2 separate regions of the Homo sapiens genome follow, and region 1 is linked to region 2. A link is a loop called in an ENCODE intact Hi-C map of the cell type or tissue named here. Cell type or tissue: PC-3. All regions are shown on one strand. Region 1 overlaps CACNG2 (calcium voltage-gated channel auxiliary subunit gamma 2). Region 2 overlaps CACNG2 (calcium voltage-gated channel auxiliary subunit gamma 2).

Region 1 (8,000 bases), 62 kb after region 2:
TATCCTCTTGCTTAGTTAGTTATCTGCAATAATCATTACACATAGATCTTGTGCCAGGTTTTGCTAGGCTCTGAGGAGGACTCAAGAAGTATAAAACATAGTCCCAGATCTCAAGTTTATATAGTGGGGAAGACCATTATCTTTCATGTGTGTATATGTCCTAAAATATCAGGCTTCTGAAGGATAAGATTGGAGTGAATGTCTCTGGGATTAACCATGAGAATTCAGAGGAAGAAGGTCCCTTTGGTTGGCCTGGTTAGGGAAGACTTAATAAATCACCCAGATATTGGAAGAAAGAAGTTACACAGGCCATGATGAAAAATGGTCAATCAAGGCCAGGCGCAGTGGCTCACGCCTGTAATCCCAGCACTTTGGGAGGCCGAGGTGGGTGGATCACGAGGTCAGGAGATCAAGACCATCCTGGCTAACATGGTGAAACCCTGTCTCTACTAAAAATACAAAAAAATTAGCCAGGTGTGGTGGCAAGTGCCTGTAGTCCCAGCTATTTGGGAGGCTGAGGCAGGAGAATGGTGTGAACCCGGGAGGCGGAGCTTGCAGTGAGCTGAGATTGCGCCACTGCACTCCAGCCTGGGCAACAGAGCGAGACCCCGTCTCAAAAAAAAAAAAAAAAGAAAAATGGTCAATCAAAAAAGAATTTCTATTTTATTCTGGGGAGAATGAACATATATATTTATTCTCTTAGCAGGTATTCATTGCTAACCATGTTAGTAATGTCAGCTACTTAGAGAGTTAACCTAGAATATGGAAAAAAGCTACAAACGAGGACAAAGATGCTTGTTACTGGGCCACTTACCATGTCAAAAGACAGAAACAACCCAAACATCTAATAGTGGGAGAAGGCTTAAGTAAATTGTGGTACATCCCTTTGATGTCATCTGTCCCGAAGAAATCCCAGGAAACTGTAGCTTCAGTTACCACCCTCATATCAGTGACTCCCACATTTGTAACTCTGGCCCTGGTATCTTGAAACTCCCTACAGGGAGTTTCCCGTATCTCCAACTCCCTACATGTTGTTGCCACTTGGCTGTCTCCAAGGCACCTCAACCCAAGCTCATGATCCACTCCCTTCTCCATGTCGCTCACCTCCCATCCCTCCAATGTGGTCTTTTCCCAGCATCTCTTGCTCACCACGTCCAGTTGTGAGAGTCAGGATTCTGGGAGTCATCCTGGATATTTCCCTTTCACTCATCCTCACATCCAATCCGTTAGGTCCTAAAAAATTTTGAAATCCATCCTCTTCTCTTTGTCTCTGCTGCTGCCTTCCTGGCCTAAGCCACTAACTCCTTGCATCTCGTTCTGTGGTATAGCTTCGCAACTGGGCTTTTTCTGCATACCTCTGAGGCTTTTCTCCAGGCAGTTCGAGATCAAATCTGATCATTTCACTCCTGCCGTTTCTCACCCTCAAAACTCTTCAATGACTTCCCACAGCTTTTAGAATAAAAACCAACATTCTTAACATGGCCCACTGAGTACCTGATTGTCTGAGCCTTGCCTCTCTCTCCATCTTCATCCCATTCTATCCCTTTCCACCTCCTTCTCCATAATCCAGCCCCGGGATGTTGCATAAGCTGTTCCCTCTGCTCAGAATGCACTTTACAAGCCCGTTCCTTCCCCAACCCCCAAATGCGCCAGTGCCAGCTTCACACCTACATGCCATCCGTTTCTCATAGACTCAACCACCTCAAGGAAGCCCTCCTTGATGTTGCGCCTAGATCAGGTTCCCCCGGGACCAGCTTCTGTGGCATACACACAACCTGGACAGGGGGAAAGATGGCTCAGGAGTGTTCTAGATGGTGAGGCAACAGATGTTAAGAAATTGTCCCTGATAATGCAGAGTGGATATTTTACCTTTAAACAACTGAGCCATTGAACTGTACATCATAGATCTGATATTGAATTTGAATCAGGACTAGCCATGCATGCCAAAAATGTTTACTCTGTGCCAGACACTGTGCTATTTACCGTACCCCCGTGGAACTTCTCGTTTATTTAACAAGTCTCAGAAATCTGAGTGTCAGGAAAGCAAATCTGTATTCAAGGAGTTCCCATGAATGTCTTCTATTTCCTTGAGAAAGACATTTAATTTTCTGAATCTCAGTTGCAATCACAATCCTTACCGACTGCCCTGTGGCGGTGTAGGCAGGCATTCACGTGGCTAAAATACTTGGAAATCTCAGGCCTTGCTTGTAATGCAGAGAAGAAGCTGGGCTTTGAATCTGACCAGTTAAAAGTGTGGCATTCCCAAGATCCATACTTGATCCCTCCAGAGGACTTGTGTTATTAAACCAGAGAGCAGAGCAGGTTCTGGCTGGCAAGGACCCAGGGATTAACGTCCAGGGCGTTAACATCATAATTGGGCCAGCCTTGAAGGCAGCAACATCTGCTGTGTGAGGCTCTGGTGCCAGAGCCCATGTTGCACCTCCTGGCTGGCTAGGGCCTTTGTCTTGGGAAGTGGCCTGGGTGGCCTTAAGACTGCATTTACTTAGCACATGCTCAATAGCTACTGTCAGGTGGTGAAAAGCTCTCATTAGGGCCAAGAAATTGACTTGTGTCCTGGGCTTCTCAGAAAAACAATGGGGACCCATGGGAGAGGCTTTGTGCCTGAAGGTGCCCAGGGACTGGTAATTGAGTTACTGTTCAAGTGATGAGAGACTGTGGCCACTGACGAGTATTAGTGGAACAAGGTTGGCAGGCTGTTGCAAGCCTTCCTAGCAAGGCCAGCCTGCATTTTCTCTTTGGCATGGAGTATATGGGGATTCATTTTCTTTAAAAATGTTTACGTAGGCAGTAGAGCCCAGTGATCAGGGGGGCAGCTTGGAAGTCGGGCTCTCGGTATCTGGAGACGGCAAAGGGAGGTTGGGTTGTTTGGAGAGGCTCACCGCACTCCACACTGTCATATGCATCATCTCATTCAATGACAATCGTCCTGGGGAGGCTGATTCTCTTATTTTCCAGTTGAAGAAACCAAGGCTTCAAGAGGTCGGTGAGCTGCCTAAAACCACACAGCCATGGAAGATAGGTGACGGATTAGAATCTTGTCTGTTTCCTGGCCAGGTGCGGTGGCTCACGCCTGTAATCCCAGGACTTTGGGATGCCAAGGCAGGCAGATCACTTGAGATCAGGGGTTGGAGACCAGCCCCTGGCCAACATGGTGAAACTCTGTCTCTACTAAAAATATAAAAATTAGTGGGGCATGGTGGCAGACACCTGTAGTCCCAGCTACTCAGGAGGCTGAGGCAGGAGAATGGCTTGAAGCTGGGAGGTGGAGGTTGCAGTGAGCCAAGATCGTGCCACTGTACTCCAGCCTGGGCAACAGAGTGAGAATCCATCTCAAAAAAAAAAAAAGAATCTTGTCTGTTTCTGAAGTCCATACTGCCTTTACTCCTCTGTGGGTTCATGTGTGGACCTGTCTGAGTTATGTCAATATCATTGGTGGTCCATTTCCTGCTTCCAAAGGGATCTCGCACCCACCCATTTCTCATCACTGCCTATGGCCCAGGCGACTCCCATTGGGATGATTGCACTGGCCAGTCTTTCTGCCTGTTTCTTGCTTCCTTCTCTGCTCGCATTGCCCACAGAACAGGAGCAGATTGACGCAGGTCCCTTCCCTGCTTCACACCCTTCAGAGGCTTCCCATGGCCCTTTGGCTGGAATCCAGGACACTTATTGAGGGCACGAGGGACTGCATCTTCTAGTTCTGCCTGTGTCTCTACCTCTGTCTGCTTCCATTGCCCCTGCTCTTTGCTTTGTCCATGCTGAGCTTCTGGTACTTTCTGGAAGGCTCTAAGCTCTTAGTCTTGCACTGGTGCCTTTGCATATGCCATTCCTTCTGCCTGGAACACTCTCCCCCAGTTTTTCTCTGGATGACTTCCATTCAACCTTAAGTATTTCTCACTTGGAGAGAGTTCTTGGCCCCCTCTGTCTAACCACACTCCTCTCTTTAGTACCCTGCACTCTTTACTTCACTTTTTAATAATTTGCAAATACATTTCCATTTGTGATATTGTTGACTGTTTTTAGTTTTTCTCCTCCTCTATTTTATGCGCTCTTGAAGGTTAAGGACCAGGACAGTTCTGCTTCCCACGATATCCCCAGCGTTTCACACACAGTACATTTCCAATAAGCACTTTTTATATTGAATAAAAAAATGGTTCTCAAGAACTGTTAGCATTGTCTCTGCAAATGTAAGTGCATGTGAGCATATTTATAGACTCCTGTTCATTATAACTCAGTTTTCATCCATTTATTCATTCATGAGTCATTCCCATCAATATTTACTAAGCACCAACTGGGTGCTGAAGATGCAAAAGTGACTGAGAAAATGTGCCAGCCATTCCCTAACTCAGCCGGCGGAGGGGTAGATATGTAAGGGCCAAGGCCTGAGCTTCTGAGGCAGGTGTTCCAGGTTGGATCGTGGATCCTCCAGTTACTCGTCTGTGTGACCTCGGGAAAGTCACTTCACTTCACTTCTCTGAGCTCTAGATGTCTCCTCTATCAAGTGGAGCCAACAACACCCATCTTGTGGGGCTGTTTTGATATGAAATTGAAATAAAAAGTACGTAAAAACTAAGTTCAATAAAGAGATCTTGTTGTTGTTTATGATGATTACTCAAAAGGGGCATAAAGGGAAGTTAGGTCAGTTCTTCCTAAGAAGTGGTAGGTATTAGGGAAGGTCTTATAACTGAGTGCCACAGAGGCATCTGGACAGGAGGGGAAAGCGTTTTGGGTAGAGGGAAGTGTGAGAGCAAAGAGGGACTTATGTGGGTCTGGGATTGTAGTATTTTGTGAATTTGTGTCCTCCATTTCTCTCTCTCCCTTCAGGGGCACACAGCACCCTCTCTTCTTCCCAGAATGGTACAGTTTGTCTTTTGGGAACCCAACCTCCTCTGTCCACTCCTCCTCCCTGTGTCATCTCTGTTTGTATCCTTGTCCTCTCCATGTAAGCCTGTTCCTCTGGTTACCCCTTTCCCCTCAAAACTGGGAAGGATGAAGGGTTGGGAACATCTCAGTCATCCATCAAATGAAATTGGGAGTTGGCAGCTGTGGTTTCATTAATGACTGCTCAACCCTTCTCTCCCCACATCTGGAAGGCTTGTGCCCAAGGATGGATGAGCCAGTGATACACAGTGAGAGAGGTACTGGCTCCCTAGAGACAGATGGGAACCCTGAGGCCCTGTCATCTGTCTTCTACCCTGGGCAGGAAGCCCCCATCAACACTTTTTGAGGAGGGGCCATTTAGCCCCCACAGGGACACTCTCCAGTGTCTCCCGAGTTCCTGTCAATGGGAGTCAGTTTCAGTGTGTATCAGCAGCATGAGCCTCAGTCTCCAAGTCCGAAATTCAGCACCACATCAAAAGTGAGCAGCTCTTCAAGGAAGAAATGGTACCATGTCCAAGAGTAGGGACTCTGGGACCCAGACTTCCAGGGTTCATATCCCAGCCCTATCATCCCGGCCAGTTAATATAGTTGTGCCTCAGTTTTCTCATGTGTAGAATGGGAATGAAGATCGCGGCTCCTTCACAGGGGCGGTTGTGAGGAATCTGCAATGACAAGCAGGAGTGACTCAGAAGCCTGCTGTGTCCACAGAAAAGCCTGTTAAGTGTTGACGATTGTTATATTTCCTCTTGATGGAACCCTTTCAAAGCAAGGGCTGGAGGGAGATTACAAGGGCCCAGAAAAATCCTCAGCCTCCAAAAATCCTTCTTCCTGCTCTCTGAGGAGTAAGTTTCCTTCACGGAGGAGCAGTGCCTCTCTCCGCATGGTCACAGGAAGCTTGTGGCAGGGGCTAGGAGGCAGGCCTCTGCAGCTGGACAGCCTGCAGGGCTCACGCTTGGCTGCTTACTAGCCAGCTGGCCTTGGCTGACTGCCTACCCTTTCTGCATCTCGGTTTCCTCACCTGCAGGACGGGAACCATAAGACCCACTGCAGAAGGTAGGGCCCGAGCCTTCAGCATCACCTTCCCTCACTCACTCCTTCCCAGGTCACTGCAGCTGTCTCCCAAAGGGCCTCTTTGTTTCCGCGCTTGTTCCTGTGCAGCCTGTCCACCCAGCAGCCAGAGCCAGCTTCTGAAAACCCAAGTCAATGAAGGTCGCTCCTTTGCTTAGACCTTCCAGTGGCTCCTGATGTCCCTCAGTTTAGATTCCAGAGTCCTCATCCCAGCCCACAAGCCCTTCCGTGTCTGTCCTCCTCTTCTTCCCTGCTCCTGCCTCCTCCATTTCCCCACCTCATCCACGCTGTTCTCTCCCATCTGTCTCCTTCTTGGGGCACACCAAGGACTCGCAGGACCTACGCATTTGCTGTTCCCTCGACCTGGAGTACTCCCCACCGCAATGTCCTGTCTTCAACATAGCAACATGCCTTTTGGCTGATTTTCTTCAGGGCTCTGTTCAATGACCGCCTCCTCTGAGAAGCCCTCCAAGACCACCCTATCTTCTACAGCATCCCTTTCTGTCACTCTCTGTCCCCTTGCCCTGCTTTATTTTTCTGCAGAGCACTTGTCACCACCTGATAAACATTTATGCATTTGTTTGTTGATTGCCTCTTTCTTCCTATTAGTCCGCAGAGCCCACGAGGGGAAGGTCTTTATCTTTTTGATCTCTGCTGGATCTCCAGTACCTAGCACAGTGCCTGGCTCAGTGTAGATAGCCAATAGATGTTTCTTGCACAAATGAACAAGTTCCCAGTAGGCAGTAAGGATGAACAATGCTTGTGAAAATGTGCCTGGCCCATGGTAGGTATTTGACAAATGTGAAATTTTAATTCCCTTGTTATCAAATTAGAGAGTTCATTTAAAACACAAATACCCTTGGGAGGGGCAACGCATTGACTTTAATTCACACCGGATTCCTGTACAAGGAAAAGGTCCAGTTGGAAGGGTGGAGGAAGGCAAGCCAGGGGCCCTGTAGACAAACTTCACTTGCTAAGAAATTTTGTCTCTGGCCAGCTCTGTTTAGGTCTGTGTGTACGACGATTCTCTAGGCAATTGAATTGCATTACCCTTTTCATTCTAATAATATGAACAGAATTTAGATGTGGTATTTGATGATGTCTTGTCTATTGAATGACTTCAGGACTTGCCTGGCACACGGCAGCAAATTACTGTCAACTTGAGGGTTGCCGAGCCTCTGCCAAAGTACCAATATTTCTGTGGAAAATCCTGGTCATTTACAGTTCATGTCTCAGAAATGAATTTTTATTTCATTGGCTTAATCTTTAGCATTATCAGAAACATGTGTTTATTCCCAGGGAGACTTCCAATGTGAGATCCTTCTAACAAGACCAGAGCTGGGAGAGCTCCTGAAGGGAATGAAAGACAAGCGCTCCCTGCCTGGTTGGAATTGCTGTTTATATGATCCCTGCTGAGAGAGAGAAGAGGGTAGACTGGACTCCTTCCAAAAATCGGAGGGGAAGCTGATTCTGACTTGGGAGGGTATAAAGATCTCAAGGCCAAGGCTGTCAGCTCGAGGGGAGGAGGTTGGGGAGAGAGGGGCATGTATAAGCATCTTTTCCAAATCAAATGCCTGGAAATTGAACACACCCAATAATTCTCTGGCCGTGGCACATAGTAAGCACTCAATAAATGCTAGTTGAATTCAGCTGGAGAGGGTTTGGAAACTGTGTTAGCTGCTGTGCTCTGGTTGGGGATTTGACCGTTTCTTCCACTCCACCCCCAATGCATTCATATTGCCTAGTAATCTGTCACAAATACCTAGCAGTGCTGAAGCCTTTGGCTGTGTCAAAGGGAAGGATCCAGCCCTTCCCAGGGGAATTTCCTCATTAGATACATGGTACAGCTCCACCCACACACTGGGTCTCTGAGTCAGAAGGGCATGTTTCTGCTGCAACTAATTTTACTACTGTTGTTTCTATTGCATCAGTAAAGCCCTGTTAGCTTTTAGAGAAGGATCTGCACCACTGAGATTTCGAGATTGGTTATTTTGATCATGAGGAATTTTCCTAACCAGTCTCCTGCCCTGCAT
Region 2 (8,000 bases):
TCAGTTGCAATTTCTTAACTTTGCAGTTGTAGCACATAAACAGCCATAAACAATATGTAAACAAATGAACGTGGTTGTCTTCCAATAAAACTTTATTTACAAAATCACTTTGGGAGGCCGAGGGGGCTGGATCACTTGAGGTCAGGAGTTCGAGACCAGCATGGCCAATATGGCGAAACCCCATCTCTACTAAAAATACAAAAATTAGCCCGGCGTGGTGGCGCATGCCTGTAGTCCCAGCTACTCGGGAGCCCGAGGCAGGAGAATCGTTTGAACCCAGGAGGCAGAAGTTGCAGTGAGCTGAGATCAAGCCACTGCACTCTAGCCTGGGCAGTGGGTGACAGAGTGAGTGAGACTCCATCTCAAAAAAAAAAAAAAAATCAGGTGGTGGGCTGGATGGGCTGGATTTGGCCTGCTAGTCATACTTGGCCAGCTGTGGCCAAGAGTATACTCTATACTGGGGAAAAGGCCACGTGGTCCAGAGCAGGGAGATGCTTTGCTCTAGGCTAGCTGTGAATCCAGTGAGCAAATATGGACTGAGTGCCCACCGCTGTGCTAGACCTGGGCTTGGCATGAGAGACATGAGGGGTCCAAAACAGGCCTGGTTCATGTCTTTCTAGAGCTTATACTCTCATGAAGGACATGTATGCCATCAGATAATCACACAGCCTGGATAACGTGCTATGAAAGAAAAGTACCTATATGGCACCATGAGGGTATGTGACAGGCTAATGTCACATGTAGACAACTAATGTCCATAGAGAGCTTAGAGTATGCCGAGGACTGTTTTGAGCACTGCACATACACAAACTCGTTAGTTCTCATTACAACTCTGTGAAGTAAGTACTTCATATTATTTTTATTTTTTAAATTTATTTTAGTTCTACTTATTGCATTATCTTAAGCAGCATATAATAGTATGGCCTCTGAAATGTGATAGACCTGGATTCAAATCCAATGCTTTTGTTTTTTACTTTTTAATTATTATTATTATTTTTTTGAGACAGAGTCTTGCTCTGTCACCCAGGCTGGAGAGCAGTGGCGTGATCTCGGCTCACTGTAACCTCTGCCTCCTGGGTTTGAGTGATTCTTGTGTCTCAGCCTCCCAAGTAGCTTAGATTACAGGCCATGTGCCATCACACCTGGCTAATTTTTGTATTTTTAGTAGAGACGGGGTTTCACCATGTTGGCCAGCCTGGTCTCGAACTTCTGGCCTCAAATGATATGCCTGCCTCAGCCTCCCAAAGTGCCGGGAGTGCAGGCGTGAGCCACCACACATGGCCTATATAGGTATTTTAATTATCCCCACTCTACAGAGACCAAACTGAAGCAAGGAGAGGTTAAGCCATTTGTTCAAGATTTGTGAATCCAGGCAGTCTGACTCTAGGGTCTGTGTGTCTAACCACTGCATTCCCTTCTTTTCAGGCTCTACACTTTGCTGCCCTTCAAAGCATCCTCTGAGCTTATGTGGGGATCAGGACAGGTCTCCCTGAGGAAGTGGTGGTAGAGCTGACCTCTGGCGAATAAGGAGCAGCTGATTAGGCACAATGAAGGCAGGGCTGTGGGAGAGAGAGCAGCAGGAGCCGAAGGTGGAGGAGGCATGGCTCCTTCAGAGACCTGGAAGAAGGCTGGATCACGAGGAGCCAGTGGAAGAGTGTGGGGAGCACTGAAGGGAGGAGCCAGTGGAGGAGTGTGGGGAGCACCTAAGGAGAGGAGGCAGGCGGGTCTGGGCCACGTGGGGCCTCATGAGTTGAGCTAAAGAGCTTAGCTTTATCCCAAGAGCAATGGGAAACTTTAAAGGGCTTAGAACAGGCAGGGCTGTCATGATCTGATTTGCATCTTAAGAAGCAAACGGATTACGAAGGGGTCAAGGGTGGCTCCAGGGAAGCAGTGAGAAGGCTACTGCAGCTGATCGGAGAGGAGTGATGCCGGTGCTTGGGCCAGGGTAGGTACAAAGGGCATGGACAGAGGCAGATGTGTCTGAGAGATGTTTAGGAGGTGAATTGAAGCTTGATGGATGGATATGGGTAGTGAAGAGGGTGGCGTTGAGGTTAACTTCTAGGTTTCAGACTTGCCAGCTGGGTGGAAAAAACCACTTAGGGGGACTGGGAGAGGACCCAGCCTAGCAGTGAGTAGAGAGTAGGGGAGGAGCCTGGGCGAGGTGGCTCACGCCTGTAATCCCAGCACTTTGGAAGGCTGAGGCCGGTGGATCACCTGAGGTCAGGAGTTCGAAACCAGCCTGGCCAACATGGTGAAACCCCATCTCTACTAAAAAAATACAAAATTAGCCAGGGGTGGTGGCGCATCCCTGTAAACCCAGCTACTTGGGAAGCTGAGGCAGGAGAATTGCTTGAACCTGGGAGGTGGAGGTTGCCGTGCACCAAAATTGTGCCATTGCACTCCAGCCTGGGCAACAAGAGCGGAACTCTGTCTCAACAAAACAAAACAAAACCAAAACAAAACAAAACAAACAAAAAAAGAGACTAGAGGAGGAAGATCAAAGGTTTGGTTTTGGACATGCTGAGTTTGAGATGCCTTGGGGATGTGCATGTAGAGTGTGGGTGGGGCAGTTGGGTGTGCAGATGTGGAGCACAGGGGTGCCATCTGGGTTGAAGCTATCTCACAGACACACAGAGAGCTTGCCTATGGATGAAGAGAGGCTTAGGCCTGAGGCTTGGGGAGCCCCAATGGTTAGTGACCATCTCAAGAAGACCTTGGGCAAATAATAGTGTTCCTTGGCCCCAATTTCCTTTTCTGTAAAATGGAAATGAAAATCCTAACTCCGTCTACCTTACTGGGTTACAGGGATTAAGCAGGAAGAGGAATGTGGACGCTTTAGAAAATGCAGGATGTCAGTGAACTATGAGCAATTTATTATTTTCTATGAGGGTGACAGAAATAAAGAGTATCCTAAGTGCCCAGGAGGCAAGCGACATCTTGCCTTCTGGAACGGGTGGCCTGAGCTATCTGTTCTTTGCAAATCTGCTTTTTGGCCAAACTCCCTAGACAAATCATCTTGTGATCTTGTGCCTCGGTGGGCCCCAGCCTCTCTGGCCATCACGCTGTGACATGGTGCTTCATGGTGGGCATAGCCAGAGGCCAGGCCAGACAGGGCACGCGGGGCCCCGAGGTTTTCTCACTGTGTCTGGCAGCGGAGGAGGGTGGGCTGGTGGTCAGTGGGGGTGGGGATGTGACGACGGGGGGAGGTCAGGAGACCTGGGCCTGCTGTGCACTCTTTGCCTAGCTCTCCACGGGACCTGAGCATGTGCTATTCCTTCTCTGGCCTCAGATCTGCACTCTGATGAGGTTGGAGTAGACGATCTCTAAGGCCCTGTCCCTCAATGATGGTCCCGTGCCCATCAAGACCTCTCCCCAGGGCCCATACAGCCAGGCCATGCTGCTGCCTTACCTGTTCCCTGTGCGAGTAATGACCTTGAATCAAAATAGTCACCGTAATCAGGTATGTAGCGGGCAGGTTCCTCATTTTCTGTGCCTAGTGTTATGCTCTTATCCCATCTGGGATTTGACTCATCATTAGGATGAATTAGGATCATTAGGATCAATCCGCATTAGGGGATACAGTCTACAGTCACAGACCTGCACAGACCTGCTGGGTTGCAAGGAGCTTTCTAGTCTCTTGGGCATCTCTTCCCATCTTCTCCTTCCACGCTGTGCTGGCTGGTGTAGCCAATGGCCGTGAGAAGGGATGCGTTTCAAAAAATGCCTGTGTGATGCATGTTTATAGCAGTACAATTTGCAAGTGCAAAATTGTGGAACCAACCCAAATACCTATCCATCAATGAGTGGATAAAGACTGTGGTATAAATATGATGGAATACTACTCAGCAATAAAAAGGAATGACTAATGGCATTTGCAGCAACCTGGGTGAGATCGGAGACTATTATTCTAAGTGAAGTAACTCAGGAATGGAAAACCAAACATTATATGTTCTCACTCATAAGTGGGAGCTAACCTACGAGGATGCAAAGGCATAAGAATGATAGAATGGACTCTGGGGATTCAGGGGGAAAGGGTGGGGAGAGGATGAGGTATAAAAGGCTACAAATTGGGTTCATTGTGTCCTGCTTGGATGATGGGTGCACCACAATCTCACAAATCACCACTGAAGAACTAACTCATGTAACCAAACACCACCTGTTCCCCAACAACCTCTGGAAATAAAAAATTAAAAAAAAAAACACTCCAAAATGCCTCTGTGTGTGCGTGTGTGTGTGTGTGTGTATGTGTGTGTGTGTGTGAGAGAGAGAGAGTCAGAAAGACCTCAAAGAAGAAAGAGGAGAACAAAGATGGTGGGTGAGAAATAGAAAGAGAAGTCAAACGCTATGGTTTGGAGCATGGGTTCCAGATGCAGCCCGCTTGGGGTCTCCTCCTGGACCCCCACTGGCTCTGTAGCCTCTGTGCCTTGCCTTTCCCATCTGTGTGATGGGGACACTGATCATCTCACCCTCATAGGGTGGTTGTGAAGATGAATTAAGATAATGTTTCAAGTGTCAGGCCTGGCACATCGTCAAGTGTTCAATGAACGTGTGCTATATATAATAGCACATGAAAAGCATTTTGAGAGCCCAGGGAGCTAACTTGGGGAGTACCATCTGTGCAGGATGCCGGATACATCCCTGCTTCCTGCTGTCAGTAGAGATTGGTGACCAGTCGCACAGGCTCAGGAGAAAGGCTGCCGGAGTCCATCTTCCTAGCTGTGACCTGGTCCCCCGGGGGCCTCTGCTGCCCCCTCTGCCATATGGAGATCACAAGCACACTTAGCTCACAGGGTGCTATGAGGAGTAACTGAGTACACACACTTGAAGCAATGAGAATAATGTCTGGTATGCGAGGAGCACCAGCAAATCGTGCTCATCATTCCAGCGGAGCAAATTGTTGCTGTCTCTCACCGGGCTTTGGGTTACTGAGGCTGCTATTTATTAAAGTGTGGGTTGTGACTCATTACTAGGTCATGAAATCGGTGTAGTGGTAGCAACCAGCCCTTAAAGAAATGAACCGGGGCCGGGCGCGGTGGTTCACACCTGTAATCCCAGCACTTTGGGAGGCCGAGGCGGGTGGATCACGAGGTCAAGAGATCGAGACCATCCTGGCCAACATGGTGAAACCCGGTCTCTACTAAAAATACAAAAATGAGCCAGGCGTGGTGGCGCAGGCCCGTAGTCCCACCTACTTGGGAGGCTGAGGCAGGAGACTCGCTTGAACCGGGGAGGCGGAGGTTGCAGTGAGCCGAGATCATGCCACCGCGCTCCAGTCTGGCGACAGAGTGAGACTCCGTCTTGGAAAAAAAAAAAAAAAAAAAAGAAATGAACTAGGACAGAATAGAAACTGCCGGCCAGTGTGCGTTCAGGAAGGCTGGGTGGCTTTTGGGGAACATTTTGCTCTGGTTCTGCAGATGTGAGTGAGTACAAGTGGCAGCTTAGATGTTTCCTAACCATGGGGTGGGGTCACAATAGTTTTAGCCGCACTGGTTGTGATGACTTCTGGAGGGGATGTCTCTCAGAAGCCCCCTCATGGCAATGTTTTCTAGAAGGGGCTGAGAGCCCTGGGCAGTGGACAGGTAGCAGGATAATGGACCTGGATAATGCTCCCAGGGTGCAGTCCCAGAAAGTGTGCCGGGCTGGGGCAGGTCATTTTCCCTCTTGGGCCTCCGTTTTTCCCTCATCTGTAAAATGGGAGGGTGGGGCTGGGTGATCCTAAGCTAGGATGATGGGCTGGGTGCGGTAGCTCACACCTGTCATCCCAGCACTTTGGGAGGCCAAGGCTGGCAGATCACTTGAGGTGAGGAGTTTGAGACCAACCTGGCCAACATGGTGAAACCCCGTCTCTACTAAAAAAAAATACAAAAAATTAGCTGGGTGTGATGGCGTGCACCTGTAATCCCAGCTACTGAGACAGAAGAATTGCTTGAACCCAGGAGGCGGAGGTTGCAGTGAGCCGAGATGGCACCACTGCACTCCAGCCTGGGTGACAGAGCGAGACTCAATCTCAAAAAAAAAAAAAAAGCCGGAATGATGGATCATTACACTTCTAAAACTCTAGGCGGGTGAAGCCTGGTGGACGCCCCTCATGCTGTTCCACTGGGGCTCTGGGGAGACCTAAAAAAGCACTGTTCACGGGAGGCTCAGAGAAGTTGTGTAACTTGCCAAAGGTCACAGAGTGGAGCACCCCTTGAATTCAGGCCCTTTTATTCTAAGTAACAACCTCGGGTTTTGACACCTGGTCTCCCCACACTTCCCTGGCTCATGTTCCCTGGTGGGACTGGTGGAGGTGGGGAGAGAGGGGCAATGGGAAGGAGGGACACTGTCTGAGGCCAGGAAGGGTGGCTCTGGCCCAGGTTGACACCCAATATCCTCCTCTGACCTCATTCTGGGAAGAGGGTGAACATGCCAGCTGCCCTAGGGCGGGCGGTACCTTGTTTATTCACTTAGCAAACCTCTCCTGGGTCTGATCCTGGGAAAGGCCCTGTGCTGGAGGGGGTGGATGGGTGGGAGGAGGACACTCTATTTGCAGCCACTCCTTGTGGTGTCCTCAAGCTGTTCACAGTCCGTGGGGAGAAGATTCCGTAACAGAAACCAAGATGAAACAGACCGGCAATAGAGTGGTCACCTCCCCGCACAGCAGCCTCGTCCTACATTCCCAGCCTCAGAGAAGGGCAGTAATGTTTGCCCCATCTGCCAGCCAGAACTCCTCGCCATCCACAAGACCTCTCTCTTACTTCTCCCATCCAGGCTGTCAGTAAAAGCTGCCAGCTCGACTGGGCATGATAGCTCACACCTGTAATCCCAGCACTTTGGGAAGCCGAGGTGGGTGGATCACCTGAGGTCAGGAGTTTGAGACCAGCCTGACCAACATGGTAAAAACCCGTCTCTACTAAATACAAAAAATTAGCTGGGCGTGGTGGCAGACACTTGTAATCCCAGCTACTTGGGAGGATGAGGCAGGAGAATCACTTGAACCCAGGAGGTGGAGGTTGCAGTGAGCTGAGATCATACCACTGCACTCCAGCCTGGGCAACAAAAGTGAAACTCTGTCTCAAAAAAAAAAAAAAAAAAAAAAAAAAGCTGCCGGCTGTCTTGTCAAATACATATAGGATCAAACCCCTTCTCAGCCACCTCTCCACTACCGGGCCCGAGCACCTGCCTTTTGAGCCTGGAGATAGCTGTGGTCTCCTAAGTGGTCTCCCTCTCCTGCAGAAGCTGGAGTGATACTGGTAGCCTGGACATCAGACCATGCCTGTCCCCTGCTCAGAACCCACCCGTGGTGGTCTCATCTCAGAGGAAAGCAGAGGCTCCCAAGTCCTGGTCCCCACCCCTTCTGCCACCTGCCTTCCCCTCGTCTGCTTATCACAGGGCGTCCTGGCTGTTATGAACCTGCCAGCTTCAGATGCTTTGCACTGGCGGTTCCCTCTGCCTGAATGCTCTTCCAGGATATATGCACCTCCCAAGCACTCCCTCACCTCCTTTAGGTCTCTGCTTCAATGTCACCTTTGCCACAAGGACTTTCTGACCACCCTGTTGCAAACTGAAGCCCTCCCCGGGCGCCCATCTCTCCTCCCTGTTTCCTCTTTGTTCTTTGCGCTCATCGCTATGCAATGGGACACAACAGTGAGCATGGATCGTGGCAATCGCTCTGCAATGGGATGCGACAGTGAACACGGATTGTGGCGAATGCCTGCTGAATGCTCACTGGGTTCGGGGCAGGTGCGAATTGCTGTCCGACTCTAACTCCCTTAATCCTCATGGCAATGCTAGGAAGATGACAATGAGCATCATCCCCATTGCAAGGAAACCGAGGCCCAGGGAGGTTCACCGGGAAGTGGCAGAGCTGGATTTGAAGCCCCGAGTGTGCCAAAGCCTGCCTCCCACTGGTGTCCAAGTTCTGTAAATTCACCCCCCAGACGGCCATCGTATGGGTCCTCCCTGCCTTGGCCGCCTTCTGCCTCCCTCCTTGGTTCCACTCCTGCTGTTGGCTTCCCCCA

What was found. A loop is a pair of places that touch in the nucleus more often than their neighbours do. Peaks named below come from ENCODE experiments on the same cell type or tissue, not always from the same donor. Only the 100,000 strongest peaks of a DNase experiment are listed, where the experiment ranks them.
Region 1: it touches region 2 in a loop (6-fold over the local background); 1 of 110 quality-filtered maps calls a loop at or near these places.

What each region holds. Positions count from the first base shown.
Region 1 is chr22:36,634,669-36,642,668 of GRCh38, forward strand. All of the region lies in intron 1 of CACNG2 (calcium voltage-gated channel auxiliary subunit gamma 2), which reads right to left. Among named protein-coding and RNA genes, the nearest start is that of CACNG2, 65 kb to the right of the region's middle. In PC-3, no CTCF peak of the experiment used is centred here; no DNase peak of the experiment used is centred here; H3K27me3 peaks cover 2,573 bases.
Region 2 is chr22:36,572,349-36,580,348 of GRCh38, forward strand. All of the region lies in intron 2 of CACNG2 (calcium voltage-gated channel auxiliary subunit gamma 2), which reads right to left. Among named protein-coding and RNA genes, the nearest start is that of EIF3D, 47 kb to the left of the region's middle. In PC-3, no CTCF peak of the experiment used is centred here; a DNase peak (open chromatin) is centred at 4,893; H3K27ac peaks cover 574 bases.